Linked DNA regions of Mus musculus: region 2 is linked to region 1. A link is a loop called in an ENCODE intact Hi-C map of the cell type or tissue named here. Cell type or tissue: gastrocnemius. All regions are shown on one strand. Links, peaks and the distances in the headings refer to the core of each region. The heading gives the core; the rest is flanking DNA. Region 1 overlaps Themis3 (thymocyte selection associated family member 3). Region 2 has its middle 29 kb from the start of Lama1.

Region 1 (14,583 bases), core at 4,110-12,109:
AAAATGCTTATGTGTCTGTCGGTGTGGATGGGATGTAAGTGGGCTGTAAAATGGAACAGCAGGTGAAGGGAGACCCTGCGGGGAAGCAGCTAAATGGTCCCTCCTCTCAGCACAGTAGATATCCGCATCATCACGGGCACCATTACCTGCCTGGAGAGTGCATCAGAAACCCAGCTGTGGAACCAAGATAGGCAGCAGCTTCAGGCCTGGCACTCACATCAGGAGCCAGGAGTTATGTCTTAGCATTATGAATCTTAAAGCAGCTGAGTTGTGATATCGATGACATTATCAAGGTGACTCCAGATGAGCAGAGAGCCGGTGACCTCCTGTTCACTGATCACTTGCGTTCAAAGGGGAGAGGCTAAGGTAAATCAGAAGTCATCGATGGTAACATTTGATCAGCTAAGTGACAATCAAAAGAAAACTGGAGAACAGGAACTTGAAGCACCATGGAAGTCTTCAGTAAAGACATAAGGTTTATCTCGAGCACCCTGTTCGCTTCCTTGACGGAGGGTCCTATGTGTGACAAATGATTAGATCACAGCTGTGTTTTCCTCTGTGCCTCATTTGGCATGTCTTTCCAACCAGCAGAGCTCTCTGTTGGAACATGGAAGGCTGGCAACATTGAAGAGAGCAAGAGGGTTTAAAAATCAAATCCTCGCTGCTTTGATGGAGTCGCCAACTCTTCCGCAGAGAAAGTGTCAGCAACGCCCTAGTTACCGAATCCCAGGGGACACCACGTGAGGATTCTCCCGACCCCTGTCTCACTCACGTTTCTGTCTGCTGGGCTATAAGACAAATAGAACACTGGGGGCAAGGAGTCACTGCCAAAGCTGTGACTGGTCCCATCTGGAGTGCTGGGACTCTGTGACCGAGGGTTTACTTGGCCTCCCCAACTTCCCTGCCAAGCTTCAGTGTCTCCAGCACTGCGTGCCCGAGTACTGTAACCAAAACACAAAGCTTTGTCCCTGCCAGTCTGAACAAAAGAAGAGACGCGAGTCCCTGCATAAGATAAGATGTGACATAAATCAGCCCCAAGCCCACCAGCCACCCTGGGCTCTGCTGAGAAACTGAGGCACAAGGAGGCTTGTGTTGAGGCTGGCAACCCCTCTTCCAGGCTGTTCTGAGCCCTGTGGAGGACAGCCACAGACAACAGTTACACAGCCTCCCACCTCAGCACCAGGCTCATTCCAGCAGTTGACAGAGGAGCTAAAGAGTTCTGGTCTACCACAGCCTTTTCAGTCCTCCAAGTTCCAGCATTCTGCCAAGTTGAAGAATTCTGCCTCCTGTGTGAGCAGTGCTTTAATCCGTGCATTGGCTGTAGCAGTGCTGGATAATTCACAGGAAAGAGCTTATGAGTCCAAAGCCAGCCTGGGAAGGGACTCACAAACTAGTAGAAATTGTCTTTGTGTGGGACTCCTAACAGCAGGAGCAGGGGCTGTCTCTGATACTTTTGCCTGCTTTGGGGGCCCTTTTCCTCATAACTGGGTTGCCTCATCCAGCCTTAATATGAGGGGAGGTACCTAGTCTTACTACAACTTGATATGCTATGTTTGGTTGATATCCATGGGTGAAAGCTGCCTTTATCTGAATAGATAGGGATGTGTGGATGTGGGAGACAGAGGGGCAATGCAGGGAGGGACTGGGAGGAGAGGAAGAAGGGGAACTGCAGTCAAGATGTAAAATTTTCCAGCCAAGAGAGGCTTTCCTCTCTTTCCAGGCATGATATTTCCTAGGTGAAAAACTGAGACCATTACTAAACCATCTTAGAAGTTTGATTATTGGGACTGAGCACTGTTTTCGAGTGTGTACTTAGCACAGGATACTTAGCTGGGGCTCAGTAGGCTGCCTCTCTGAGTGCCATCAAGGGCCTGTGCTCAGCAGAGGCACCAGGTGATGGTGACCTTGCTAGGAGACAATTGAGAAGGCAGATGCTTAACCTTGACTTTCAGCTTGATGGAATCTACAATAAGCTCAGAGAATTCTCTCTGGGCTGGGATAAGGGGGAACCACCTAGACGAAGTTAGGTGAGGTAGGAAGGCTGAATGTAGGCAGCCTTACTGCACAGCTCTACTGTGGGTCCTGGACTGGTCAGAAAGAAGAAGTCAAACTGAGCACAAATATCTTTGCCCTGAACCCTCTGGCTACCGATGCCCTCTAACACCAAGCCACTTCAAGCTCTCAGAGCTATGAAGTCTCCACCATGATGGATGAAACCTTCGAATTGTCCTCCGGAATGAACCTTTTCTTCCCTAGGTTTCTTTTGTCAATCTTTTCCTCTTTTTTCACAGCTACAAAACAAGTAACTGATATAGAAGGGAGACTGGATGGCCATATCAAAGGTAGTAAAAAAAATTCTGCTTAGGGTACAGGGGGCCTCATCCCCTGGTGCCTGGCAACTGCCTGAATGGTTATGCAAGACACTGCCCATGGAGCATGAAGACGAATCGCAAAACCCTTTCCAGGAAGTAAAATCCTGTTAGCTTTATTTCTCAAATGAACGTGCAAAAACAAAAGAATAAATGTTTGTTGCATGAAATGAATAATGCCCCAATCCTTCGTTCCTACATCCAACAAGAAGCTGCTCTTGACCCTGACTTTGCCCTCCTAAAATTCAAATGTATCGAGGTAAGGGGCAGTCCAGGGATGGTTGAGAAGTGCCTTTACGGCTCAGCCATGTCATTCCACTGCTGCACCACCACCACCACCCAAAGGAGCTGATAGTGAAATGCAGATGGATTTGTGAGCCAGAGGTATGCTGCCGATGCTTTAGAACCAACCAGAAATGAAGGGTTAGGCCGAGGAAATCCATGTTCCTTAGGAAACTCAAGTGAACAAATGCAAGTCAAATACATGGCCAGGGCAGGAAGAGGCCTCACTAATGGACTCCTGTCTGTCTGTGTTTATGAAGAGATACCCCCTTTCCCATAGTCTAAGGAAGACTGACTAAGAACCAATGGTTTTCCAAAAACGTGTTTCTCCCCCAAGAGGAAGATGCTTACTATTCTAGCAGAGACAAACTCTGTCTTCCCATGGCTATTTGAACCATAGGGGTGATTCCATGCCTGGGGCAGTCAGCCTGGGGTCCCAGGAAGAAGGATCTAAAGGATCCAGTGAGTCATGCCACTTTGAAGGCCCACCAGACTCAGTCACTACATCAAGCCAGAATGGTCATCAGGAAAATCCTACAATGTGCCCTTTTATTTAAAAAAACAAAAAAGGGCCCTTTCTCTGTTCAGCTGATGACCTCTTCAGATTTGTGGGCCCACTGCTCTTCCCTTTGGCTTCAGTGAAGCTCCTCTGGCGTGTAAAACATCACAGTTATTTTGGTACCGCTAGTTGGTCAAAACTGGGGAGCTTTTTTTTTTTAAGGCTCTGAAAAGTGCATAGCCATATTTCTTCTTGAGGGTGTGTGTTATGGTCTACTCTGATATACCAAGAACACATCTATTAATTTGTTTCTATTAAAATTTATCTTCTTTGACATCATAATTCACAGTAATTAAGATATTGGAAGCAATCTAAGAGTCCATCAGTGGATGAATGGATGCATATAAATAATGACATATTATGCATCTGTTATTAAAAAAAAAAAAAAAGTCTGGCGTTTGCAACAAAATGGCTAGAACTAACCTAACCTAACATACATCATGCTAAGAGAAAGAGCATATGAGATTTGGAAAGATGTATATTATATAGTCTGATATGTGGAATCTTAAAAAAGCTAAGATATAGAAATGGTTTTGTGACCTGCTGCAATGCATATTGATCACAGAGGATAAGAATGTCTTGGGTGTTTCAAATTCACTAAAATTTTAAACGTGCTTACCACAAAAAAAAAAAATGAATTGGTGATGTAACTGATATATTAACTAGTTTGATTGAACCTTCCCGATTCTAAAGGCCACAAGGTTCTCCGTGCTAAGTTCTAAAATGTCTCTGTTTTAGAGAAGAGCATATTTGTACTATGAATTTGTTCAAACATGACCACATAGGTCCACATCAGCAGTGGGATAATTAGGAGAGAGGTGCCGCTCAAGGATCTTTCTAGAAAGGCAGCAAAAATCAGCTGAAAATCTCTAGGACACTTACTCTGAAGATGAAACCATGGTGGACTCGTTCCCTAGAGTACATGACAAAAGAGGCCATTTTTCTTCACCACTGAGTCCACACCACAGCCTCTGCCCTCATGCTTTCTCCCCGGGGCACCCTGATTCTCTGCAGTAATGAAAACCTGACAGTTCTTTGCACTCAGGAATACATTTTCCGTTCAAGGCTGGATTCATTAAACTAATGAAAGACTGGAAGCTGCGCTATTACACCTTCCAATCTGTAAGTTAGTCAGTGAAGGTAGCCTCTTCAGCTTCACTGTATCATCTTGAAGAGCAGGTTGAGTCTATAGAGGGCAGAAGTCATAGAAGCAAAGAAAAGGAGCAAACGGCCTGGGAGAAACACAGTATCTGGATTAGCCCTGAAGACAGTGAGTTGGATTGCTTTTATCTAGCTAACTTCACAGGGGGTAGAACTTGGGGTGTTGGTGGATTGAAATTGGTGAATGGCGAACCTAGACAGTGAGTTAGTTCACTGTTGAGGGGCATGGCTAAGGTAGCACAGCTAAGGATGCCTCCATTTCCCCTCAGATGGCACCCAGCGGGGGACCAATCTGGATCACAATAGCATGTTATAGCCAACCGTACTAGCCGGCCCAGGGCAAGGTTCCAGCTCCCACATCAGGGCAATGCCTTTAAACTTTACTGTCTCTTTCTTGCCCAGGCATCATTGTGCCATGTTCTGATGATATTATCTCTCCACATATTCCCGTCACCATCCATTTCCTCATGATTGACAATGTTCACAGTTCCCGGAGAAGAAAACCAAGGTCATCCCCAGTCTCCCTCTGACACCCACGATGCGAAGACATTAGAAACAGCATGTCGTTCTCTTATGGTATAGTGGTGATTAAGCATGGTGATTTAGGTCTTAAGAGCATTAGCAGTTCATCTTCACAGAGAAGGTGTTTGGTGTTGTATAATTGATAGAGCTTGCATACTTAACAAGGAGAATGTAACAGAGACTTCCTTTAATCTGCCTTAGTACTTAACTCGGTTTCTAGGTTTCTTATAGTTTCATGTTCTTCGTATTTTAGAGTTACTCCAGCACCTTCAATAGCTTACGTGCCCGTTTAAGGCTTACAAGGGCTGATGCGTGGTGATGTCATTCCAATGCTTTCCCCTTTTATAATGCCTTCCAAAAGGAGGTTGAGGAAAGCCTAAGACCACAACTTAACCCTTGTAAGTGAAACTAAAGTGAGTCTGGGAAGTGGCACAACCATCTCTGATTCGTAAATGAGGAGTCCCAATGGGAAGGGGACAACCAGCTAGTAGCATCCTCTTGAGCATTCATGGCAGGCTCATGGTACCAAATGCTGAATGCAGACTCACACATGCACCCAGTGTGCACCATACCTGATGTTGATGATCAGGGGCTTTAGAGTGCAATCTCCCCAAACACCCTGCCTCAGCAGCTGGGGATAGGATTCTGTAACCCCTAATCCCTGTGTGCTCCGCACTCAGGTTCAGCAGTGGAAATCGCAGGTCCATGGCTTGACATAGGTCTGCCTGTGGTTCTGCTAGGCAAGGCGAGAGAGCACAGAGGGTCTCCTGCAGCCAGAGACGAAAGAAAGGAAGGGCAAGGCGGGATCTGTAGGGCAGTAGATGGTCTAGGCTGTGCATCACAATCCCTGAGGGGCTCTAAAAGCCCTCGGTGGCCTCACTCTGGAACATCAGATTTAATTAGGCTAAGGTGGAGCTGGGTCTGGCTGGCAGCTAAGGCTCCCCCGGTGGCTGTAAGAAGCAGTCAGAGTTGAGCATAGCTCAAAGCCACTCTTCTAAAGTATAGCCCCACCCCACCCCACCCCCGCCCCCGGGCAGCATTCCTGGGTAAAAATGTACTTTCCTATGCCCAACTCAGGTTGCTCAGCCAGAACACTTATGTACTTGGCCATGCCCTCTAGAAGGTTCCAGTATACCCTAAGGTTTGAGAATCATCAGGTTCAAACAAATTGTGAAGTGTAAAGGAAGGTATTCAGAGCTTGGGGTACGGAGGGTAGACGTGAGGATGTTGCAGAGAGAGCTGGTTGGAATCCAGTCACTAAACTCGCAGCCTTGGGGAACTGCGGTGCAGAGCTGACTCGGGATGATATGGGACTTGGAAAGGCAAAGAAGGCAGGAGGTTGGGACCTAGGCTTCCCAGAGATGTGTCGGAGTAGAGTTGATGAAGAACAAGAATATCGGCCTCCCTGAGCCGAGGTTAGGGAGTGAAAGGTGGTTGTCCAAAACCAGGTTTGCGTTGCAGCGTTTCTGGCTTTGTTGTGTTATCCCCGGGACTGTAGTCCTTTGGCGCTGAATGCTCATCCCAGAGACCCACAAAAGAAAGGGAATCCTCCCTTGGGGACACTATTTGTATTTCATGTTTATTGTTTACTTTTCTTGCAACACAAAATATCAGACAGAGAGAGGCCAAAGAAGCAAAAAGGGTTTATTTGAGGCCGCCGGTCACATTGTATCCATCGTTAGGAAACAGTGATGAGCGCTCAGCTCTGTTTCCTTTACCTTCCGTCTGGGACTCCAGCCCACATTTAGGGTTGGGCTCCCCACCTCAGTTAACCCAGCCGAGAATCTCCATCATAGACATGCCCAGAGGCTTGTCTCTTCCGTGATTCTAGATCCTGCAAATCTGGTAGTCACTCTTAACTCTCACAACTGGTACCCAGCAGGTAGAGTGAGTTGTGGAGGAAACGGGCGAAGCCCTGAGTGTGCCGCAGACAGAAGGTTCCAGAAAGAAGCAAGGGCCACAGAGAGAGGGGCGCACAGAGCAGAGGGTGGCCTACAGCCTAATGAGGGAGCCACACCCCAGCTCCTCGGCAGCAAAGCCCTTGGAGTTAACATCTGTGAGTCCCAGTTACCCCACCAAGACCTTGCTGTGGGTCTGAGGCACAATGGAGGTCACGGGGCTCAATGGGCAGGCTGCTCAGGTGCAGCATAACGTCAAGTTTGCTGGAACCTGGAGCTCTGTCCTCCGTTTCCGGCTGTTGCTAGTCTCCCCAGGCCTTCCTCCTTTTCCAACCTTTTAACTTCCTGTCCTGTGTGATGCTGGACAAAAGCAGACAATCACTACGAACCTCGGCATCTTTCATCAGTAACAAACAGGATGTTGTCTGCAGAGCAGTTAGGTAAGGTTGAACACTGTAGAGCCCAGCTTCTGCCTCCGCCTGTGCACCACAGAGCTGGTTGTGTTTTGGTCACGGTGTTTACCACAGCAATAGAAACACTAACCAAGGCACAAAGTCAGAGGGAGAGGGGAGAGAGGGGTGCTTTTCTAGACAACTTGATACAACACAACAGTCACATAAGGAGCCATGCCTGGGAGTCCGTTTGTGCCCTTGTCCATCTCTATACCTTCACACGAGCCTTTCCACCAGTCTCTGCTGCTATAGGACAGGTTGTCATGTGATCCCTCAGGACCTCGCTGGAGACTGGTGACAGTGTGACTCTTACCACCACATCTTGTCCTGTTCACTCACTTTGGTACACTCTACTCCCCTGTGAGAGGTTCTCAGCCATGTCACTGTCCTCCAGCTGGAATCTGTGAAGTATAGTCCCTTCGAGGGACAGCAAGGGGCTCCCAGAACAGGTGCTGGGCAGATGGGGATGAAGGTGGGTGTGGGCCTTGCACCTGGAGTCGTGGGTTGAGCACCTGCTGCGCTTCCCAGCTGGAAGCTCCTGGGAGCCTCCCCGCCCCTGTCTGCCAGGTACCTTAGACAAAATCGGAACAAAAAGCTTTTATTGATACACTTAAAAAGGAGTGGCACAGTAACTTGCCTACTAGGGTTCTCCTGCTCCAGGACTTAGTGAATGTGTGCCAGACCTCTTTGTCTGAGGGGGGTGAAAGGTACCTTTGGGGGTAACAGCCCAGCAAATAATCTGTCTTACGTGACTACTGTGCTGTTATGAGCTGTCAGGAAACTCACCACTCGCCCTGCTTGAGCTCTGTCCTTGTGCCTTGGTTAGGGTTCCTATTGCTGTGATGAACACCATTACCAAAAGCAGCTTGGGAAAGAAATGATTTATGTCAGCTTACAATTGGAGTTTGTCACTGAGGGGAATTGGAGCTGAAGCAGAGGCCATGCAGGAGTCCTACTTAGTGGCTTGCTCCCTTCTTATAGCACCAGGACCACCAGCCCAGGGATGGTCCCGCCCACCAGGAGCTGGGCCCTCCCATATCAGTCATCAGTGAAGAATATACCCCACAAACTTGCCCACAGGCCAAGCTGATGGAGGTATCCCTTCAATTGAGGTCTCTTCTTCCTGATGAAGCTAGCTTGTATCAAGTTGACCAAAGAAAACCGAGCAGCCCAACTGAGGTGGTGAATAAGGACCTTGCAGGTGAATTGGATGGAAGGAACTGTGAGTAGTAAAAATAAAAATACTACTTTGAAAATTATGATTAGGATATGATTAGAATTTATGGAACAAAAAAATGCTCCAAAGTTTTAAGTACAGTTTATTTTCCCCATTTATGTATTCTTTACGGAGGAAAGAATTTTATGCCGCCCAGAGCGACGGTATGAAAACTATGTTGACAGGTGGGCTTTCCTGTGGTGTGGGCGTACTGTTTGTTAACACTTTAGAGTGGCCGAGTCACAAACTGAAAGCACACACTTTAATTATACAAACATCCCCAAACATGGAACCAGGACAGGGCATCATTCCTACCTGGGCCTAGGTGAGTCTCCCGCCAGGAATTCCGCAGCAGGGAAATGGATCTAAGCATCTTTGCTGTGGTGACAGCGCCATCTTGTGATCCTGTGCAGTATTAGGGAAGCGACTGCCCTGGGCATTTCTCAGTCTGTGTGCCTTCGGAATCCTCCTATGTGAGTCTTTGAAAGCCATGTCTCCTCCTGGTGCTGTATAAGTGTGTCTAGGGCTCTTGTGCAGCTGGAGAGGAGAGGGTGGGTTTAAGAAGTAACAAGAATCTTCAACTCTGGGAAATCTCTCTGACTTAAGGAAAGCCACGTTCATCTGTGTGGGTTCTACAGAACCAATTTATCAACTAGGCTAGGGGAAAAAGCGTTCTAGCCTTTTCTGTGTGGTAAGAGAAGATTCGTGATAGGTATAAGGCCTTTCAGGGCCTGATGCTGCTACCTTTGGGAATAGAAATCGCAGAAGAGTGTGTCAGTGCCATCCATTCTTTATGTTTCTGTCAGACACTGTAGGTCAATGTCGGTGCTCTTGAATGCAATATTTATAGGCCTCCCGCTGGCCTGGCATTATCTTGTTTTCAGGAAGACATACACGGCGCTGTCAGAGGACACACTCTGTGGTCTTTAGATTTGATGAGCTCCAGCTTGAATGACAGCTGAGGTTGTTAATTATGACTGCTGTGTACCTGGGAGAAAAATCTAATAGAAAGCTTTATTGATCCACTTTCAAAGGAGTGGCATGGTAACTTCTAGAAACGCTGAATGAGCTTGCAGCTTCCTATTCTCTGGAAGAGACAACAGATAACAATTTGAGATGCACAATGACTCCGCGGGTAGACTTGGGACTTCTGTTTAACTTGATAAAAATTCTGCATTTGATATAAGTGCCTGGAAAGAAAATCAGCCACCCTTGTTAGAGATGGGTTAGGGAGCCGGGCTGTCCCTGAAGAGGTCTATGTCAGTGACTTTACTTCAGCGGCATAAACCTATGCCACTCTCATTTCCCTTGTAAGTGCTAATTGTACTTTCTATTCACAAGCAACATGCTTTCATTGCATAAAGTTGGAATGGAACAGGTGCCAAAAAAGGATGAATCACTCCTATCCCTGGTGGGAGTTTGCAGGCTGGTTCCAGGTGTTTGTTCATTTGCTTGGCTTTGTTTTTAGTGGGGTGTTTTGGTTTGGTTTGTTTCTTCTGTAGATTAGTTCTCCCTACCACCACCACCACCTCCCTCCTAGATTTTGTTTCTTCAGTTACATGGAAACCACTTTGAGCCAATTAATTTATTCCATCATATGCATATATATGTATATATCTAAATAATGGAATATATACATATATCACGGAATAAATTAATCATAAATAAATAATAAATTATAAATATATAAAATTAGTAAATAAAATTTAAAATAAATAATAAATTAATTATATATAATTTATGATGATAAATATTATATATCATATATGTCATATATAATTAATTTAAATTTTTATATGCATGATTTTATAATTTTTAAATCTGAGTTATCAGATAAAATGTCATAATCTCACGGTGCTGAGTTTTAGCTGGCCTTATTTCCCGAATGGTCTCAAAGCACAAGAGTAGCTTTAATGAGCCAATGGAAAGCTACAAAGTCTTTCTTTTAAATGAAAAGTAACATTGAGAGAGACACAGTATCCATGTAACTTTTCTTGTGGTAAACTGTCATAATTGTTTGTTGTTGTTATTAATCATTTCTGTCATTTGGATCTAGACTGTTCCATAAAGGCTTCCTAAAGGTTTGGGCCACAGCCCTTAGCACTCCTGGGCAGTGGAGCTTAGTGGAACGTTACTGAGGGTTCTGAGGAGAATGTTGAAACTCCAGCCCCTCTTTTCCCTCTGTCTTTGCTTTCTGTGTTCTATGAGGTAAACAGATTTGTCCCATGAGCTCCCACTAAGTTGTGTTATCTTCCCACAGAACCAGAAGCAACAGTGGTCTAGACCGAGAGCTAAAACGCCAACACTGAGATGAAGCAAGCATGCCCTTTTCCTAAGATGCTTGACTTTTGCATCTTGACGTAGTAATGCAAAGCTGACTGATGTTCATGATTTCAGGTCTCTACTCCCAAACCTAAAGCACGTCATCCATGGACAAAAGGGACTTGTATAAATAGGTCAAATATAGGTCTTACTAGCAGACATCACTTTATTTGCCACTAACATTCTAACATAGTATCAAACAAAACTCTTTGTAAATATCATTTTAATGCCACACATTTTGAACAAAGACCAAAAGCATATACAGGCATATGTGACTATTTACATTGCTATGAAAATTATTCCCAAAAGACAAAGAGTTAAGGAAGGTTGTGTCTTCTTCCTAGCCATTATCAGTAACACTGCCATGCCTGCCTTTGGACAAGATCCGCCTAGGTGTCAAATTGTTGCCTGGTGACATGGCCCCAGATGTAAAACAACCGTACTAAAGGGCACAGAGAGCCCCTGCCTTCTGCTGTTTGCTCTCCACAAGGAGGTACCCATCAACCGCCCCATCATGGCATTAAGAAAGCACCTGCACCCTCAGCCTGGGTCACCCCCGCCTGTGCTCAGGGAGTAAGCCAACCCATCTAGCTGGGCTCCACACTGAGCCTGGTATTCCACAACTTGAATTTCTAAACGTCCTCTGACATTTACCACTAAGAGAATAAGCACAGGAGAAGTCTCTGCCTAATTCCTGACCATCCTCATCCTCTTCCATAGGTAGCCCAGCTTTGCCCACAGCCAGATCCCATACTTCCATGCTTGCCTGCATGGGGCTTTGCATGAGTATCTAGAGGCATGGAGGTTGACAAAGCAGTGTGGATCTGTCTTTCTTTGTTTTAGTGTTTGGTTGGAACCCAGGCCTCACTTGCTAGGCAAGCGTGCTCTCTCCCCTGCCCCGCAGCCCACTGATCACTCTTAACTGTCTGACTTCCCATCCTTTAGCCTGTAGCCTGCTAGGCACTGGATAATCCTCAGAGCCTGGCTCTGCAGGATCTGACTCATTCCTTTAAGTTAAGGGGGAATGCTGCTTCATTTTAAGATGTGAGTGTCCGGGCCAGGCAAGATGGCACCATGCTTAAGAATACTGGCTGCTCTTCCAAAGGATCCATGTTCTGTTCCCAGAACCCACATGGTGGCATAGTACTGTGGGGAATTCCAGTTCCAGGGGACCCAACGCCCTCTTCCCACCTCAGTGGTCACTGCATATATGCACAGACATGTGTAGGCAAATAGCCAAACACATTTTTTAAAATGTTATTTAAAAAAGATGGAGGTGCTTTAAAGAAGGGCATTCACTAAACATCTTTGAATTGTGATTATCTTTGTGTGAACTAATGTACCAACCCTCTTGCTCTCTCTCCTTCCCCTTCCTCCCTCTCCTCCTCTTTTTTCTTATTTCTTTCCCTTTCCATGAAGTTATACACACAAACACACACATATACACCCATACACATGCACACACACATACACATATATACACATAAACATACATACACACCCATACATGCATATACACACATACATATACATACACAAACATACACACATACACACACATATACACATATACACACATACATACATACATATACACACATACATACACAAACATACACACAAACACACACATATACACACATAAACATATATACACACCCATACATACATATACATACCCAAACATACACACAAACACATGCACATACATACACATGCATACATACGCATACATACATACATATACATACATACATATACACACATACATACATATACACACATACATATACACACATACATACATATACACACATACATACATATACACACATACAAACACACATATGTGCACATACATACACACATATACATACATACACAGGTACATACATATATTCATACATACACATACACCCACACATGCACACAAACACACACACACTTCTTTCTTTACCCCAGTTCTAACTCCTTAAAGCAACTACTTTATTAGATTTTCCTGCTTTGTCTCCATATTTCTAGGTAAAATGCATCCTTTGGTTTCCACTGGGATTTGTTCAAGGACCCCCTGTGAATACTAAAAGCTACAGCTATCCAAGTACTTTATCCAAGTACAGTGCACAGGGTTCGCATATATTATATCTATTAAATTGTCTCTAGGTGACTTGCACTACCTGATACAATGTAAATGCTGAGAATCGTTGTTGGGCTGTGTTGTTTAGGAAATAGTAAGAAATAAAGTCTGTGCATGTTCAACACAGATGCAATGTTTTCCCAGGTGTGTTCAGTCCTCAGTGGAGTTGTCAGTCATCAGCGTGAACTTGCAGGGCCACTGCACTGGCCTTCTTGATTTCTGTCCCACTTCAAGATAGTTTCTGATATAGAAGGCAGAGATGTGGATCTCTTTAGCTTCCTACCCTAGTCTAGGGACACACACACACAGGATTTACAAAGTTATGATTCTGTTATTCACAGCTGAACCATATAGTAGAATAGTTAAATCACTCTTCTTTTGTAAATTTAAATTTGAGAGAGGGTCTTAATATGTATCTCAAGCTAGCCTAGAATTCATTATGTAGCCCAGGTTGGACTTGAACTCATGATTCTCTTGCCTCAGCCTCTGGAGTACTAGGATTAAGGCCAAATAGCACCATGCCTGGAGGTCAAGTTCATTTACTTTGCTTTTCTTTGTATCATCTTTTGTTCTTTGTATCATCTTTTGTATCTTTGTATCCTCTGGTCATTGGCAGTTTCTATTCCCAGTCTGTTCAAATGCCTTAGGCTAATCAAGTTTGTCTTTTTCCCTAGTCCTCCTCATTATCATGAAGTCCTCTCCCAACCCCAGCCTCTTCCCTGGTTCCCTCCTCCCTGACTCTCTTCATGGCTCACCCTCTAATTTGGTCAAGAGACATCTAGTAGCTTTCTTAGAAATAATGTTTGGAGAGCAAAATTTGAACCTTGGCTGAAGATGCCAAGTGGGTGTAACGTGAGCCATTGAGTCTCAGATTCTACATCTGTGGAATAGATTGAGTAAAATGGTCTCATTACAACATGCACATGAGCACACACATGCATGCACACATGCACACGTACATGCACTCACACATATCCACACACATAAACACTCACACAGACAGACACACACACAAACATACACACACACACACCACTTCTCCTATTTGCCAACACCCTGGCCTAAGTGTTGTGTTTACAGAATCTCAGAGGACAGATCTGGTAGAGACCACTAGGCAATAACATTTAAAGTCAAAGGAACTTTGGCAACCTCTGGGGAAAATGCCTGAGAAGGTAGTTATATCCTGCCTGCACCTTAAAGGACATGGCTAACGACTACATTGCGTGTCCAGGGAGAGAGAAAAACCCGGACCTTCTCTGGACACTTTTAAAGGAAGTGACTCAAGCTTGCCCCCTAGTAGTGGAGTGTGTCTGACTGAAACAAAGACAGCAAATATTAATGAATAAAGAATATGTCAACAATTAAAAATTCAGTTGGATGTAGTGGCCTGTGCCTTTGAGTCTAGCTCCCAAGAGGCAAAAGCATGCAGATCTCTGTGATTTTGAGGCAATCGGGGCTTGCATAGTGAGATCATCTTGAATAGAAAATAAAAGGAATTTAGAAACCATTAGAAACTGAAGATGTGATTTCCAGCTGACAGGCGAGCCCACCATGTGACATGTTCCTGAAACATAGGGAAACAGCCAGGGATGGAAAATGTAGCCGCACGCACGTGGAGATTGTTAAAGAGGGTCCAGGAAGCACAAGCAGGAGATCCCAGGTCTGCGC
Region 2 (16,401 bases), core at 4,798-12,797, 1.1 Mb before region 1:
ATGACAGGGCTCATGCATCCTGTGCACGATTTATAGATAGACAAGGACTGGTTAATTCAATTTGCTCTTTAAGGATCAAATGATTTTAAAGGGAAGATAACTAGAGTACATCAATGCGACAGAAAATCAATGAAATACGTCAAAAGTATTTCCCTCCTTATTGTTGGAGTCAACACCTATTCTATCTGAATGCCTCGTATTCTTTGTGTACATGCCTCGCCTTCCAGCGTCAGGGTTCTGTCCTTACTGTGTTCAATGTTTTATACAGTCATATAAAATTCTGCTGTGCCTAATAGAAAACTCTAGATATTCAACACACACACACACACACACACACACACACAGAGAGAGAGAGAGAGAGAGAGAGAGAGAGAGAGAGAGAGTCTTATGCACAGAATTCTTGAGGCAGCTGGTCCAGAACAGATGTGAAGTGCCAGGAGATCTCTAGCAGATTTGATGGTTCTAATTTTCTATTGTATAATTTCTATCCTGAAACTTCCCTTTTATTCTTCTATGTGTATATATAGACGTGTGTGTGTGTGTGTGTGTGTGTGTGTGTACATGTGAATGTGTGTATGTTTATGGGTGTGTGTGCATGTGTGTATACACGTGTATATACACACACCTTAATGCCATCTACCTCTTGTCTACCAGGCAAGTTTAAAGATTCCTGTCTGGTTCTGTTTCCCAGCGCACCTCAGTACATTTGACAGCTTCCATCCACACATGGCTGCTGGTTTGTTTCAGCCATATTTCCCCTTCTAGACTTTTCCTCCCTGTACACATCTTTTAGTTCATTATCCATTGTTGTGACAAAATACACCAGGCTAACTAATTAGTAAAGAAGAGAGATTTATTGAGCCAAGTACATAGATTCCCATAGAGCACTTTTCTACAAAATAAAGCAGGACTACCAGCCAGATGTGGTCTCTCCCTTCTGCTGTCTACTTACTTTTCAGAAAGCATCCCCCCCCCCAGTACCATTCTTTTCCTCTTAACTGCCATAAATGATAATCAGTTGTCTGGCTAATATTTTAAAGGTCTTACCTTAAAAAAACAAAAAACAAAAACAAAAAACTCTTAGCTTACTTCTAGGTTCTTATGAAGATCCTAGATTTTATTCCTGAGGCTTTAGTGATTCGCTTTGACTGTTGTGTAGCTCTGGGTCCTGTTACATATTTGTAAACTATGTGAAAGTCCAGCACTCACGAACACACTCTTGGCAGATGCGCATGCAGGCACAGTGTTTGTAGGGATGGTCCAGTCTCATGGTATTTGAGGAAAATACTCTTAACCTACTGCATTAAAATGCTCTTATAATGTAAACCAACTGACTATGTTTGAATCTACTCAACCCACATTGTTCTGTTGGTCATTTTGGTCATGTTTTTTGTGGTGACACTTCGTAACATTCTCTGTAATCATGAAACCTATAGAGATGTGTAATGTTCTCTTTCTTTTTCCATTCCCCATTATGCTACATCTTTTTTTTTTAATTCCCAGCTTCTACAAAATTATGTTAGGATTACATCTTAGTTCAAGTTACTATTGCTGTGATAAAAATACCATGACCAAAAGCAAGTTGGGAAGAAAAGGGTTTATTTGGCTTACATCACTCATCACTGAAGGAAGTCAGGACAGGAATGTTAAACATGGCAGGAACCTTGAGGCAGGAGCTGATGCAGAGACCATGGAGGAGTGCTGCTTACTGGCTCACTCACTGTGGTTTGCTCAGCCTGCTTTCTTATATTTATAATTAAGTTGAGAGAATGGATATGCTACCAACATTGAATCTTTGCTCATGATTATAGTATATATCTTAAGGTTAGATTATAGCTTTTAGCAAAAAAGTCTAACCTATGATTAGACTCACTCTGATGTATTATCATTATCATTATTATTATTATTTGTAAGTAGGAGTGCTTGTTGACTTGTTTCCCAGTTATTGGTTACTAGAGTTTTATTAGCATATACGTCAATCATTGCAAACAAAAAGGGACTACTTCTTCTCTAACCTTAATTTTTTTCTAGTTTATTTTTCTTGTCTTATGTCAGGTAGAAACTAGCAAGAGACATGCTTGCCTCATTTTGAAAATCTTGGCCAATTGCCACTTTAAGCAGACATTTTGAAGAGCCCTTCATCTTTGCATTTCTTTATATTTGCCTCAAACGTCTATTGTGAAATACTCTTGAATGTGTGTAAGTTATTTTACTTTATTATTTGAGATTAACATGTGAGTTGCTAGATTGATTCTCAAATGTTAGTTGAGCCCCTCAACTCGTATGTTCTAAGAATTATTGATCATTGGTTAGCCTTTCTTTTCCTTTTCCACTTCCTTGACAGTAAGATAATCTAACAGCACACTGCCCTGTGCAGCAGCCATGCTGTGAAGCTCCTCTCAGTACACATCGCAAATCTCATAAATGTTGCCATCATTTCCTTTGAATAATTTCCGTTTTGGAACAGTGTTTTATGTTTACAGAAACCCTGAAAAGATGAGGGTTCCCTTATTTGTATCACCTGTTTCTAGTAATACTAACATTCAAAGCTAGGAAGAAGCAACTGTTGCCGATCTGCCAGTTAATATGAACAGGTCGCTGCTAATAGGTCAGTAGGCTTTCTGATTAATATCTGTTCATGTTCACATTCAGGACACTACATTGCATTCAACTGTATTGGCTTGGGCTCAACTGACCAAGACAGTGTCTGAGTGTTCTCTTACTTTGATAATCTTTAAAGTATTAAAGGCCATTGTTCAGACATTGTATAGGATGTACATCACGTCAACCTTCTGTCGTTTTTCTATAGCTACAGCATACTTACAGGTTTTAGACAGAGATCCAGAGAGGGCTCCTATCTATCCCTGGAGAAATGTGCCCACTAGAACTCTCACAACGTTTGTCTTTCTGTCTGTCTCCTCCCACAACAGCCTTGATGACATAACATTTGCCACTCACAGGCCTCTCCTCTGGATCTAAACTCAGTGGGTCAATTCATATGGCTATAAACGTGGATTCTCTTTCTCTCAGTGAATACCTCAGTCTACTCTAGTTCTCAGCATGTATGGAATTTGGCAAGTGAGTTCAGGAAAGAAATCATACACAATCTCAGCTGGTATCAAAGGAATTTAGATCCACACACATTCTCTCCCTGTCTCACACACACACACACACATATATACACTCATACTCACATATTTACAATCACACATACACTCTCATACACATCCACACACTCACCTTCTCACTCTCTCTAGTCATTTCCCACTCTGTGCCATGGGATCTTCAACTGTACAAGGAGTATTGTACTTTATATGACATTGGTTGGTTCCCATGAAGAATTCACATGAAGCTATACAGGAGTTAGCCATTGTACTGGCTGGTTTTGTGTCAACTTGACACAGCTGGAGTTATCACAGAGAAAGGAGCTTCAGTTGAGGAAATGCTGCCATGAGATCCAACTGTAAGGCATTTTCTCAATTAGTGATCAAGGGGGAAGGGCCCATTGTGGGTGGTGCCATCCCTGGGCTGGTAGTCCTGGGTTTATAAGAGAGCAGGCTGAGCAAGCCAGGGCAAGCAAGCCAGTAAGGAACATCCCTCCGTGGCCTCTGCATCAGCTCCTGCTTTCTTACCTGCTTGAGTTCCTGTCCTGACTTCCTTTGGTGATGAACAGAAATGTGGAAGTGTAAGCCAAATAAACCCTTTCCTCCCCAACTTGCTTCTTGGTCATGATGTTTGTGCAGGAATAGAAACCCTGACTAAGACAGCCATGATGGCAGTATTGATGCAGCTCCCTGACTTGATGGCAGTGTTGATGTAGCTTCCTCACCTCCCTTTATATTAGGAGGCCAGGCTGAGGAAGTGATAGAAGCTGCTGCTGCTGCTGCTGCTGCAGAGCTGAGTCTCTGTCTCTTGGAAGTTTCCATGTTTGATTTCCACGTAAACACTGTAGTCATCAGAGTCGGCAGATACCCAGAGGGTAACCGGGCTTACATGTCACTGTATGGTACACCCTATGCCAGGCAGCTTTCCACTGCTATTACAAATTCCAGACACGATCAGTTTATGAAGAAAATGGGTTATCCATGGAATCACAGGCTTGAAGGTGCTAGTCCATGATCATCTGGTCCTGTTGCTTTGGGTCTTGGGTAGAGAAGTGTTTGTCTGGTGAGGATATGACGCAGAGGAGACAAAAACACCAGCTGCTATAACGCCCTCTAAGGGTGTGTTCCCAGTGAAGACCTCACACTCAACCCCACCTCTTAAAGGTTTCTCTACCTCCTAATAGCACCACTCTTGGCAACAAGCTCTCAGCACAAGGGACTCTGTGGATTGTTCCAGATTCAAGCCATCATGGGGTGACCATCTTTCCTCTATGTCTACCATCCTGCCTACTTGCTGACTCTGCCTTCCTCCTGGAGACAAAGCCTCCTTCCACAATTGGGCTTCTGCCAAAGGTCACGCAAATCCATCAGAGAAATTGACTTATGGTTGTATACCACCAATAGATCATCTTGTTTTATTGTGACCCTGATAGTTCATTATAGAATGCAGTCTGGAGAGGAGGGGACACTTGTCCTAAAACAGTGTGCTGGCCTACTGCACTCCCTAGAAGCAATTACCCAATTGACGGAGGGTTCCACCAGACAAAGTATTCAGTCGAAAAAAGAATGTGACCTCTTGGGCTATCCGTTCTGTTTGGATGGTGGGTGGAGCATCAGACTACAGCACAGTCTTTTGACAAGATGAGACACACTTAACGCCTGTTGTGCTTTGTTTCTTAGGCCTGACCCATTGGGAATCCAGAGACTACAAACATGTGCCTCACTCAGGGCACTGATGGGCACATAGTCAGAGCTGTGGGGGCCTTGTCATCTCGATGCTTGGCATCCTGTTTCTTCTCTGCCTCTGTGGTAACACCTTCTTGTCCATCCCAGCCCCTCCATCCTACTACCAAAGGCTGCTTCCGTCCCAGGTTTGAGTCAGGCATCAGCCACGTGAGCTTCCATCTTCAGGAATAGATTCCTACTCTCTGTGGAAGCTCTGAAGAACCATTTGTCAATATTCCATTTCTCCTTCAGGGACTGGAACGGTGTTGCAGTCCCTCACCTCCCTTCATATTAGACATGAGCGTGTCACCCTCTCAGGGCAGACCTGAGACCCGTTTGTGCCACTGTCAGGAGGAAATGGGCAGAGGTTGTGTGTGAGCCGCCATGTGGCTTTATAGTGGTTAAGGACATGGGTGTTGAGAAGGAGCCGTCCCCAGTCCAGGACTCCAAGGGATGATAGCAAGCCGACCTCCAGCCAGGCTGCATTTCAGCAAGATGAGGGAAGCAACCTTTGTCGTGCAGTGCCCAGTATCCTTTGCTCCAGCTTTGTCATGAACATGCTCTGAAGTCACACTCTGTGACAAGTGTCTAAGAAAATGCAGCCACAGTCCAGAGAGCTAATGCTGGGATTAGGATGGGTGGAGACTGGGGCTGCACTTACACTATACCCAGCAGAGCAACAATTGGTATGTCACCTTGCCACCTTTCCACATCTCTGTGTTTCATCCTCAATGACTGTCCAATGTGTATGCCCTCCTCTCTGTAAATGCCTAGAAGGTGCTTATGTATGTGTGTGTATATGATGTATGTATGTGTCTATCTATCTATATCATATACACACATATATAATAATATATAATATATGGGATAATATATATTCCATATATATCTGTCTTAGTTAGGGTTTTACTGCTGTGAACAGACACCATGACCAAGGCAAGTCTTTTAAAGAAGAACATTGAATTGGGGCTGGCTTACAGGTTCAGAGGTTCAGTCTATCATCACCAAGGTGGAAACATGGGAGCATCTAGGTAGACATGGTACAGGAGGAGCTGAGAGTTCTACATCTTCATCTGAAGGCTGCTAGCAGAAGACTGGCTTCCAGGCAGCTAGGATGAGGGTCTTATAGCGCACACCCACAGTGACACACCTACTCCAACAGGGCCACACTTTCTAATCATGCCATTCCCTGGGCTGCACATATATAAACCATCACAATATTCTAATATGATATGTAGTATGTAATTATATATACTAGGATAAATATACATATATATGTACACACACATATATTCTAATCACTCAATGAGCTTTTAATTAAGTTTCTTTCCTTTTTAAAAAAATTCCTATATACTGCATGTATGTTTGTGTGATGGTGTCCATTCCCCTGGAACAGACAGTTGTGAGTTGCCATGCCTGTGCTGGGAATTGAACCCAGGTCCTCTGGGTGAGCATCCAGTGCTCCATATCACAGAGCAGTCTCTCCAGCCCCTTGATTAGGTTTCCCAGCACACCTGTGTCTTGGATTCTTCCCCTATAAAGTGGGAATCACAATAGTGCTTGGCTCAGGGTTGATGTGAGAGTTAGAGGCATGAACATCAAGACATTTACATCTAAATAATGGCTAGAGAGTAATGAGGACAACAGCAGCCACATGAGAGAAACCTGTAAGCACTGGCCACTGGTTAGTGCCACTTCTTTCTTCCTTTGGACAAGCATGATGTATGTGTGTTGTACATTTTTAGCCATCAGCTTTCTAGGGGAAAGTCTTGATTTGTAATGTCTGCCAATTGTTGTGGTTGAAATAGCTCCCTGTGGCTATCACCAGCGTGATGCCACAGAAGGCAGAATCAGGACGCATGTGCAGAAACCCATCCCGCTACTTACATACACGGACAAAAGGAAGACGAAGCACCTCGCTGAGGTAGTGGCATAAGATAAGAGTACTTATCTTGAAAATATAACACAATTTATCTCATAATTCCTTTATAAGATGTCATTCTTTGGGGATGTTTGGTTTGGTTTTAGCTTTGTTTCTGTCTCATCCACTAGGTCAGGCTGGCCTTGAGCTCACTATTGTAGCCTATCCAGGCCTTGAATTTATGATCCTCCTGCCTCAGCTTCCAGCATGCTGGGATTAATGGTACAACTATCATGTTCAATTTTGTTGTTGTTGTTTTTGGTTTGTTTGTTTGTTTTGTTTTTGTTTTTTGTTTTTTTGAGACAGGGTTTCTCTGTGTAGCCCTAGCTATCCTGGAACTCACTCTGTAGTCCAGGCTGGCCTTGAACTCAGAAATCCCCCTGCCTCTACCTCCCAAGTGCTGGAATTAAAGGTGTGCGCCACCACTGCCTGGCTCATGCTCAATTTTTATTTATTCTTTAGTAAGAATAAATAAAAATTGTTGAACAACTGGGTTTCAAAATGGCGGTATGAGGCAGTGTTACCACATTATTGAATATGTCCACTCTCCTGATCTCAGTGCAGATGACACCAGTGCCTGAGTTCAGCATTGAGCCTTTGAGTCCCCAACACAGAACCTTGAATAGCTCCAGCCAATCTGCTAAAACTGGCAATCTTGTTAAGTTTTTCTATGTGACTTCCCACATGAAGTGTATCATAAAATTTGGGCTACAAAACTCAGAGAACAAGTTCTTTTATTTTGTTTTTGAATTATTTGACAACTATTCAATAACTTAATTTATGGTTCTCAGGTTCTGGTGAGCCATGACCACCCTGCACTCTCAAGTGCTCTGACAAAATAGGTAGACTGGGTGTGGTGGCATTCACTCATGATCCCAGCTCTGGGGAGTCAGAGACAAGAGGTTCTCAAGCCTGAGGGCAGCCTGGGCTGTCCATAGAGAAAGCTTGTTGTCTCAAGAAGGAATAATAATAATATATAACAATCACACAATTTTAATGCAATCAAATATGAATGAACATTAAATATAACAGCTGCTTAAACGGACATGTTTTTGACTTGACAGTCATTTATCCACTTATTGACATCTACTCTGAGGTAATGTTGGCTGGAATCCTGAGTGATCAATGTGTCCCCTTGGACTCTCCGAAATCCCTGTCCTGTGCTTCTATAAGGCTGCGGCTGTGGCCCTGAGAGAAGACACCAGACAGAGACAAGCAATTCCAAGAACGCCGGTGCAGAGATTGGGTGGATGTTTGCGCTAAACTAAAGAAAGGAAAAGGAGAGGAGTTTGAGATTAGATGTTTGTAACTTTAGGCTACAGGTCACGTGGGTGGAGATGACCCCGCTAGTTGGGAAATAAGGTAGTCTTTTGGGAGAGCTGGTGCAGACTCAGAAATGCCAATAGGTATGCAGCAGCTACATTCCAAAGCTGGTAGTCCAAGAGCTGGGGAAGACTGTCCAGAAAGCACCCACAGTCAAAGATAAATAACAGTGACCATAGACATAGTGATCACCATTTCTTTAAAATGAAAACAAAAACCGTAAATCTAAACATTTCTAAGCAGGCTCAAGGTTCTCTCCCAAATAATCTTCTAGAACTCAAAGTAAGAGGCAGATTCTTACAGGACCATGAGTATGCACAAATAATTGTGGATACCCCCTGCCAGGTGCCCTGATGGAGTGTGCCTGGGCCAGCCAGAGCCCCAGAACCCCTCCCAGTAATGTTAGAGGTAAAATGGAGAGTTTTCTAGTTAGGGTTTTAGACTAACCTAAAATAAATTACACTGAACTCTAGAGAAGTCATCTTAGTTTTTGGTGTGAAGGGTATCGGACTTCCCTGAGCTCAAGATTGTGATTCTTAGCTCGATGCCCCACTAGATGGCGCTGCTGATCCACACAGCTGGAGAACCCACTCTATCAGAACTAGTGTCCTAATTTGGTTGTGTTTTACTGTGACAGTATGCTTTCCTGTGTTGGCATCAGAGACTCATTCCATCATCTCCTTGGTCTTTAGCAGAAATCTCTGTTTCAGTGCCTGTCTCTTTTGCTCTAGCTCCCTGTCTCTGTCTCTCTGTCTTTCTCTCTCTCTCTCTCACAGAGAGGGAGGGAGGGAGGGAGAGAGAAACAGCAGAGAGACAGACACAGGGGGACAGACACAGAGGGACAGACACAGAGACAGACACACACGCAGACACATACACACAGAGACAGACAGACAGACACACACACACAGAGAGAGAGAGAGAGAGAGAGAGAAAGAGAAAGAGAGAGACAGACACTGGGGTACAGACACAGAGACACACACACACACAGACACATACACACAGAGACAGACAGACAGATGCACACACACACACACACACACACACACAGAGAGAGAATTCTTACAGTATAGCTTCTGTGTGGCTTGCACATTACCATTTAGATGATGCTCATCCCCCAAGCCCCATTCCTTCCTTGGGTCCTTCTGAGGATTCTACAGGAAAAGTGGAACTAAAGAAGCTCCCCTGCCTCTCCATAGCAGGCTTCCTTTCCTATCTCCTTTCTTCTCACACCCTCCCTTCTTCCACACAACCTTCCTGACGCCCTTCCCCAATCAGAGCCTTCGATCCCCACACCTTCTCCCTCAGCTTCCCTGATGGTGCCTGCTTGACCGGCTTAGTCTCTGGAAGCATCTACCCTCTGTCACATGAGGTTGTCTGCCTTCCTCTACCCTGCAGGGGGAATGCTTGGTCTCCTTGGAGCTCAGCTACCGGCTGCAGCATCCCTTCTTGCCGGGTTTAGGAGAACTGGTTAAGGACATGGGCAGGTGGCCTGATGACTTGGTCACTGTCACCAAAGAGTCCAGAACCTAACTGTCAGGATCCATACTAGTTAATAGCCTTGCAGGCTGCCATTCTTAGAGAGCTCAGTGGGGGAGGGAGGCTGAAGGAATGCACAGGACTGGAGACAACCTTGAACTTGAGATTAGAAAAGGTTCCCGAAGCAGAGTGGGTGAGCTGGCTGAGGAAGAGAAAGCAGAGCTCACCAACGCCATGGAGAGCAACCCCACCAGGCTGAAACGAGTGCTGAGAATTAGCCAGCTGAGCCAGGAAAGGCAGCAGAGACACTCTGTGAGGGTCTTGGAAGGAGCCAGCAAAGTTCCTCCAGACCTCCCTGGGCTGGGCACTGCCCCTTCCTTTGGCCACTCACATAAGGCCTCAATCCAGTACCTCAGACCCTGTGCTCATTTGCAAATCAGCTGTTGGCGTCTGTAATGAAAGTATGTTGGAGTCACACAGGAGTAGGGCAGGCTGTTACTCAATGACTGGTGTCTCCACAGATAAGAAGAAAGGGGGACCAGGACATAGCAGAGACAGACTGGGAGTGTCACAGCTAAGAGACAAGACTCACAGCATCCAGCAGAAGGTGCCAGAAAGGCTCCTGTGGGGTGCATGGCACACATCACAGCCCTTAATATTTTTATATCTTGGACTTGGGGTCAAGGATCCAATAGCATCCCGCCCATGACAGACCCTTTTTAGATTCCACAATACACTTGTTTATTCTGGACATAGATGTGAGACTCAAAGATATTAGACTGATTTCCAGTGATGTCCAGGAGGCCTCCATGCCACCCCAAGTTGAGGTGCTATGTGATCTATGTAAAATAGATCACAGTCAATATAGTTACTGTGTCAGTTGACGTGTATATTTCAAAGTGTGATAGCATGAATACGGTTTATTTTTAATCCATGGGAGTTTTTCACCCTGGAAACTTGGTTCCCAGTGTGATGATGATGAGGTGTGGTAGAATCATTGAGACCTGGAGCCTCCTGGGAACTAATGAGGTCACTGGGGCATCACCCTTGGAAGGAATTAATGTTGAGTTTTTAGAATGTACTAATTCTCAAGGAAGAATATTGTCATCAAGAAGACCACCATGTGTTGACCTGTTTCTTATACAGTCCTTTTCCGCTTCTCTACAATATGGTGACATAATCACAGGGACTTTTGCCAGCGCTTACAAAGCCAGAACTGTTTGATTTGGAACATTGAGCCTCTGGTGAGTATATGAGTTAAATACACTTAAAAAAAAAAAAGTCCAGCCTCAGGTATTTTGGATACAGCAACAGAAAACTAACACATGCATATAGACAGCATCTTTGAGGGTTAGCACAACAATATTTGTATAGCCGTATAGCCATTCACTAATTCAGTGAGCATAAAATTAAGTAACATCAGTCGTGCTTTGGGCTTGAACCCAGATATGCAGAAGATGGGCAAGCATGTGCAAACTGCCTGCCATCTCTGAATATATTTGCACAAGTGAGTAAAGGTTTGTTGTTCGAGGTATAAGATCTGAACGTTCACGGGGATCAGATGCCGGTGAAGAGTTTTTCAAAGAGACTAAAGGCAGGGCAATTTTACTGTCTTCTTTTTGTTGTAGCCAGTGACATTGGAGTAGAAAGACGTCACACCCTATTAATTCCCACAGTGAATAGTATTTCCTGGATCCACAGTAAGCAGGGATGTTTTCACGTCATGAACATTGTTGTCTGAGAGTTTCAAATGAGTCCTCAACACCGTGAGCAGTGAGTGACCACGTCTCTCTCCCACATACTAGACAGTGGTTGTCAGCTGCTGGAGAGGGGTTCGCTGGAGTCCAGCCCAGAGGTAATTCTGTACCGCTTCACCATGCTCACACTCAACAACGTTTAGTGTGAGCAAGATGCACGTGACAGAAAGAGAAGTCTGAAACCCAGGTCAGGCCTGGTGTATTGGTCAGGGTTCCCTAGAGTCACAGAACTTATAGAATGTCTCTCTATATATTAAGGAAATTTATTGTAATGACTTACAATCTGTAGTCCAACTAACCCAACAATGGGCAACCGTGGATGGGAAGTCCAAGAATCTAGTAGTTGCTCAGTCCCACAAGGCTAGTTGTTTCAGCTGGTCTTCTGTAGAAGTAGATTCCAACAGATGTGCTGGCAGGTAAGTACAATCAAGTGAAGAGGAGTGAGTTTTCCTTTTTCCAATGACCTTATGTCGGTCTCCAGCAGAAGGTGTGACCCAGATTAAAGGTGTGCCTAGATCTGGAACTTGCTTTGTCCTAGGCTGACCTTGAACTCAGAGATCTCCTTGCTTTAGTCTCCTTGGATTAAAAGTCCATACTTCTTTGCCTGGGCCTAAGCTTTTCATGGCGACTATACCTCAAGATCTCCATGTCAAGATCAGAACACAAGGTCAGAAACTTGTGTCTTCCAGCCTCGAGATCTGGATCATGGGTGTACCGTCCACTTCTGGATTGCAGTTCATTCCAGGTATAGTCAAGTTGACAATCAGGAATATCTACCACGCCAGGCATGGGGTTATGTACTTGTGATCTCAGCACTCCAGAGGCTGAGGCAGGAGAATAGTTCGTGTAAAGGCTACTTGTGAGCTACACAGTGAGACCTTGTTTCCAGAAGGCAATGTTTGGTGATGTAGTTTAGTAATCAAGGGGTTAACAGGAACTTGCTCAGTGTGTGCAAAGCTCAGGGTTCTACCCCACCCCCCACCCCCTGCACAGATTCATTGCCAAAGAGCTGTCCAAAGAGTCTCTAGGCTCTGGCCACAAGAAGAGAAAAAGAAAGAGGAAGGGCTTTCTGGGAAGTACAGGTGTCTACCTCGTTTGAGTATGTCTAGGTCTCCCTTAAGAAAGTCAAAAAGCAAGAGAGAGTGGGAGGGAGAGGTATCCCAGGGCTACAGTGCGTGGGCATTGCATTGACAGAAGAGGGGACACATGGGCCAGACTGGGGCAGACTTTGAAGCACCTTTGCAGAAGAGCATCCTGCAGAGAGAAGGGACCAGAGAGAGGAGTCTGTGGCCTAGAAAGGGATGGAAAGATCAGTGCTGTGAAATCACCCAGAGGGTGCATTTCCCACCACACATCCCTAGGGGTGGAGCTTTGTTCATGTCTCCAGCTCTATGTGTCTCTGGAGACCACATAGAAGAATCTCTCAATATCCTTGCCACGGGACCTCAACACACAGAGAAAGACGTTAATACCAGGTGCCTTAACTCCATACAAGAGGCTTGCTTCTGCTGTAGGTCCCACCCCACACTTTGCCCTGCCCTGGCAAGGCCAGCCATCTATGGCTGATGTATCACCACATCCTACCAGGCCTGAGCTGGGGAACACTTTCTTGTTATAGAGAGATTTTTTTCAGGTCTGCAGAGGACACTGTTCTGGGCATAGAGAAAGCTGGTGGGCATCTCCTCAGCTTTGGGGATGAAGATTAGATGGTTCAAGCATGCAAGCAGCCCTGAAGAGAGAGAAAGTTCCTTGAGTCTTGCTGCTAGCAAGGTCAGTTCATGTAAACCCGTTGAGCAGTGCGTTTTCTCCCTGCTGACTTTATTATCTCTATTTTTTGAAGAGCTGGCATTTTAAATGCTCCGAATGACATAGAATCTATCTTAATTATAACCTTTCCTCTCAGGGCAAAGAGTTGTCTATGAAAGAATTTTTTAAATTTCTTAATTAACCTGCAGTGACTTTACTTTGCCAGAGCTCATGTTCTGGGCGCATTAGGATCTCTGCGCTCTCTCTCTCTCTCTCTCTCTCTCTCTCTCTCTCTCTCTCTCTCTCTCTCTCTCTCTCTGCTGCCCAGAGTAGTTTTAAAAAAACAAAACAAATCAACAAACCCAACATAATAAAGATGGAAGAAAAAAAAATCAACAACCTTCTAGCAGTAAACTTCTGGGATATCGGAGGCCAGAAAGTTTGAGGAAGTAGGCAGCTCGCACATGCAGAATATAAAGTCACAGGTCTCGGAGATTAATGCTCACATTCTGCACAGATCGTTTCCAAGGGGATGTTTGAGGATAAATTGCTCTTTTTTTTTAATCTGCCTCAGATCTAAATTTTGATGATGAGGTTTTTATAAGCAGGCTCTAATTCATTAATATGTGGCTTTTTACTATCCACTTTATCTTCCAAAGACAGTCCTTAATCCACCTAAGCAGAGATTGCATCTGGGTTCAATAAGACGAGAACAGAGGAGCAATGGGGAAAGAAACATGTCCTGGCCCAGCTTCCCTTTAGAATCTGTCCATTCCAACCAAGGGGGACTTCCTTGGAATAGAATGCCTTCAGGCTCTCCACCAACGCAGCTTCTCCTCAGACCTAGAAATGATCCAGCAAACATATGCACAGGGTCGTAGATTTATAGTGTATTAAATTAACAAAATTAACATAACTTAACTGCAAGAAAACAAGGATATCTCACCTTTCCATCTTTAACTTGCCTTTTTCAGATTCTTCTTTGTGTCTGATGGCACAAGGGAAGCCATACGATTTTGGGGCACAGGGTTGAGATAATGTTGGTCTAATGTAATTTAGGAGAAGCAGTAGCTATGGGATGCTAAGGGGGGGGCATCTCAGGCTGATCTTTAATGGGTGCTATCTCCTAGGAATGCTGTCCCTTATGGGGTCCTGCAGTTGCTAGGGCCATGTGTTGTATGATCATTTGGGCTTCCTAATTAGGGAGGATTAGAAGTTCCTAATCAGGAAGTATTAGTTTCCTGACCTTACTTCCTGCGCCATATACTATTTGATATATATATATAAAGCATAGTAATTAAAACCTTAGGTAGTATTAAGTATTATACCACAAACTCCCCAGAACAATGTCCTCCACTGAGATATGTAGGGAACATTTTTCATCCAAACCACCAGTGACTTTTATGAAGGAAGTCTAAAAAAAAAATCAAAACGGGAATCCATGTGATCAGTGTCACACAAGGTACCCTGAACCAAATGCAGGGTCAAAGGTCTGAGCCCACTTCCAGGTTGGAAAGCTCACTCAAACCCACCTATCCCTGAGCCTTCAAACTCATCAATCCTTGAGCTCAAAACCCTACCAGTTCCCCCTTTGGAAAACTCCACCCCTCAAAGCCCCTATATAAAACCAGCCACCTGCGTGGTTTCCTGCTGTTTCTTGCCCAAGCAGAGGCAACCACTCTCTGTGTCTCTCCCCCCAAAAAAATCTGTGTGAGGTTTGTCATGTGGTGCGCCTCCAATGTTCCTTGGCTCTGGACCGCCAGGATACCTTTCCCCTCAGAGCTGCACCGCTTCCTAAGGTGAAGCCTTTCCCCTTAAAGCTGTAATAAACATCATTTGAAGGTGCTACCCTGGCTTGACAGTCCCTGTTCAAGACTCTGTTTGTGCTGAAGAGAAAATGTGCCCTATGTGCAAGCAGTGGGTGTGTAGAGCAGAGAGCACTCGGTTCAGAGGGAACTGACATCTGCCCCTCAATGATTCCCCTTGTAGAGAGTGCTGAGGGAAAGACACACTGAAGCTGCAGTTTGGAACGATTCATTGTTTTAAATGATCTGATGTTGGGAGCCCAGTTTACCCATGGGCTGCAGAAATAGTCTAGGAGCTGATGTAGAAAAGTGGGTATCAGGTGTATGCTTCTTTGACATGTTGCTTCAGGATGGAAGACTTCTTAGAAGCCATTTTAGATAATGTGAGACATGTTTCCATCACTGATGGGGAATGGCAAGGTAGTTAGTGTGTGTGTGTGTGTGTGTGTGTGCGGTGTGTGTGTGTGTGTGTGTGACCTTTGTTGACCGTATTTCTTTTACTACAAACAATAGTGTGTATGTATGTATGTATGTATGTATGTATGTATGTATGTATATGCAGTATGCATAAGCATGTGTTTACATGTATGAATATATGTGTCATATACATAAGCATGTTTTTGCATGTATAATGGATACATTTTTAACATGAGAGATTCACCTATGAGGCCAAAAATGAAACTCAAATGTGGCAAGCTGTCTATTGTAAAGGCCCCGCAAGGGTTCCCATCATTTGTAAGCCTGGACCTAGAGGAAGGCGGCTCTGTAACAGGCATCAGGAAGCAGCTTTGAAATACGTAGGCACCGTTGACATGTACAACATGCTGTGGAATGGCTCTGGGGTGCTCCAGTTAGAGTAATCGGAGGTCTTGAGGGGAAGAGGTGAGAAGACATCTGTGGATGCCCAGGCACTTCCTGTGGGCAGGGACAGCCACCAGCACCTACTTCTTTTTCTTAGGGGAAAGTATTCAATTTGCTTGTATTTATTTGTTTAAATAAGGTGAACTTTTTTTGCAAAACACATGAAACTCAAGAAGAAGGACAACCAAAGTGTGGACACTTTGCCCCTTCTTAGAATTGGGAACAAAACACCCATGGGAGGAGTTACAGAGACAAAGTTTGGAGCTGAGACAAAAGGATGGACCATGTAGAGACTGCCATATCCAGGGATCCATCCCATAATCAGCTTCCAAACGCTGACACCATTGCATACACTAGCAAGATTTTGCTGAAAGGACCCTGATATAGCTGTCTCTTGTGAGACTAGGCCGGGGCCTAGCAAACACAGAAGTGGATGCTCACAGTCAGCTATTGGATGGATCACAGGGCCACCAATGGAGGAGCTAGATAAAATACCCAAGGAGCTAAAGAGATCTGCAACCCTATAGGTGGAACAACATTATGAACTAATCAGCACCCCAGAGCTCTTGACTCTAGCTGCATATGTATCAAAAGATGGCCTAGTTGGCCATCACTGGAAAGAGAGGCCCATTGGACTTGCAAACTTTATATGCCCCAGTACAGGGGAACACCAGGGCCAA

Evidence for each region. Hi-C counts contacts between places; a loop is a spot of excess contacts. Peaks named below come from ENCODE experiments on the same cell type or tissue, not always from the same donor. Only the 100,000 strongest peaks of a DNase experiment are listed, where the experiment ranks them.
Region 2: a loop joins it to region 1, with 5 times the contacts of the local background. A loop is called at or near these places in 15 of 42 quality-filtered maps.

The regions. Positions count from the first base shown.
Region 1 is chr17:66,572,492-66,587,074 of GRCm38, reverse strand. All of the region lies in intron 2 of Themis3 (thymocyte selection associated family member 3), which reads left to right. Among named protein-coding and RNA genes, the nearest start is that of Themis3, 15 kb to the left of the region's middle. In gastrocnemius, for the core only: a CTCF peak has its summit at 8,860 (motif pointing left); DNase peaks (open chromatin) are centred at 4,683 and 8,848.
Region 2 is chr17:67,660,426-67,676,826 of GRCm38, reverse strand. No RefSeq gene overlaps it. Among named protein-coding and RNA genes, the nearest start is that of Lama1, 29 kb to the left of the region's middle. In gastrocnemius, for the core only: a CTCF peak has its summit at 8,633 (motif pointing right); a DNase peak (open chromatin) is centred at 8,636.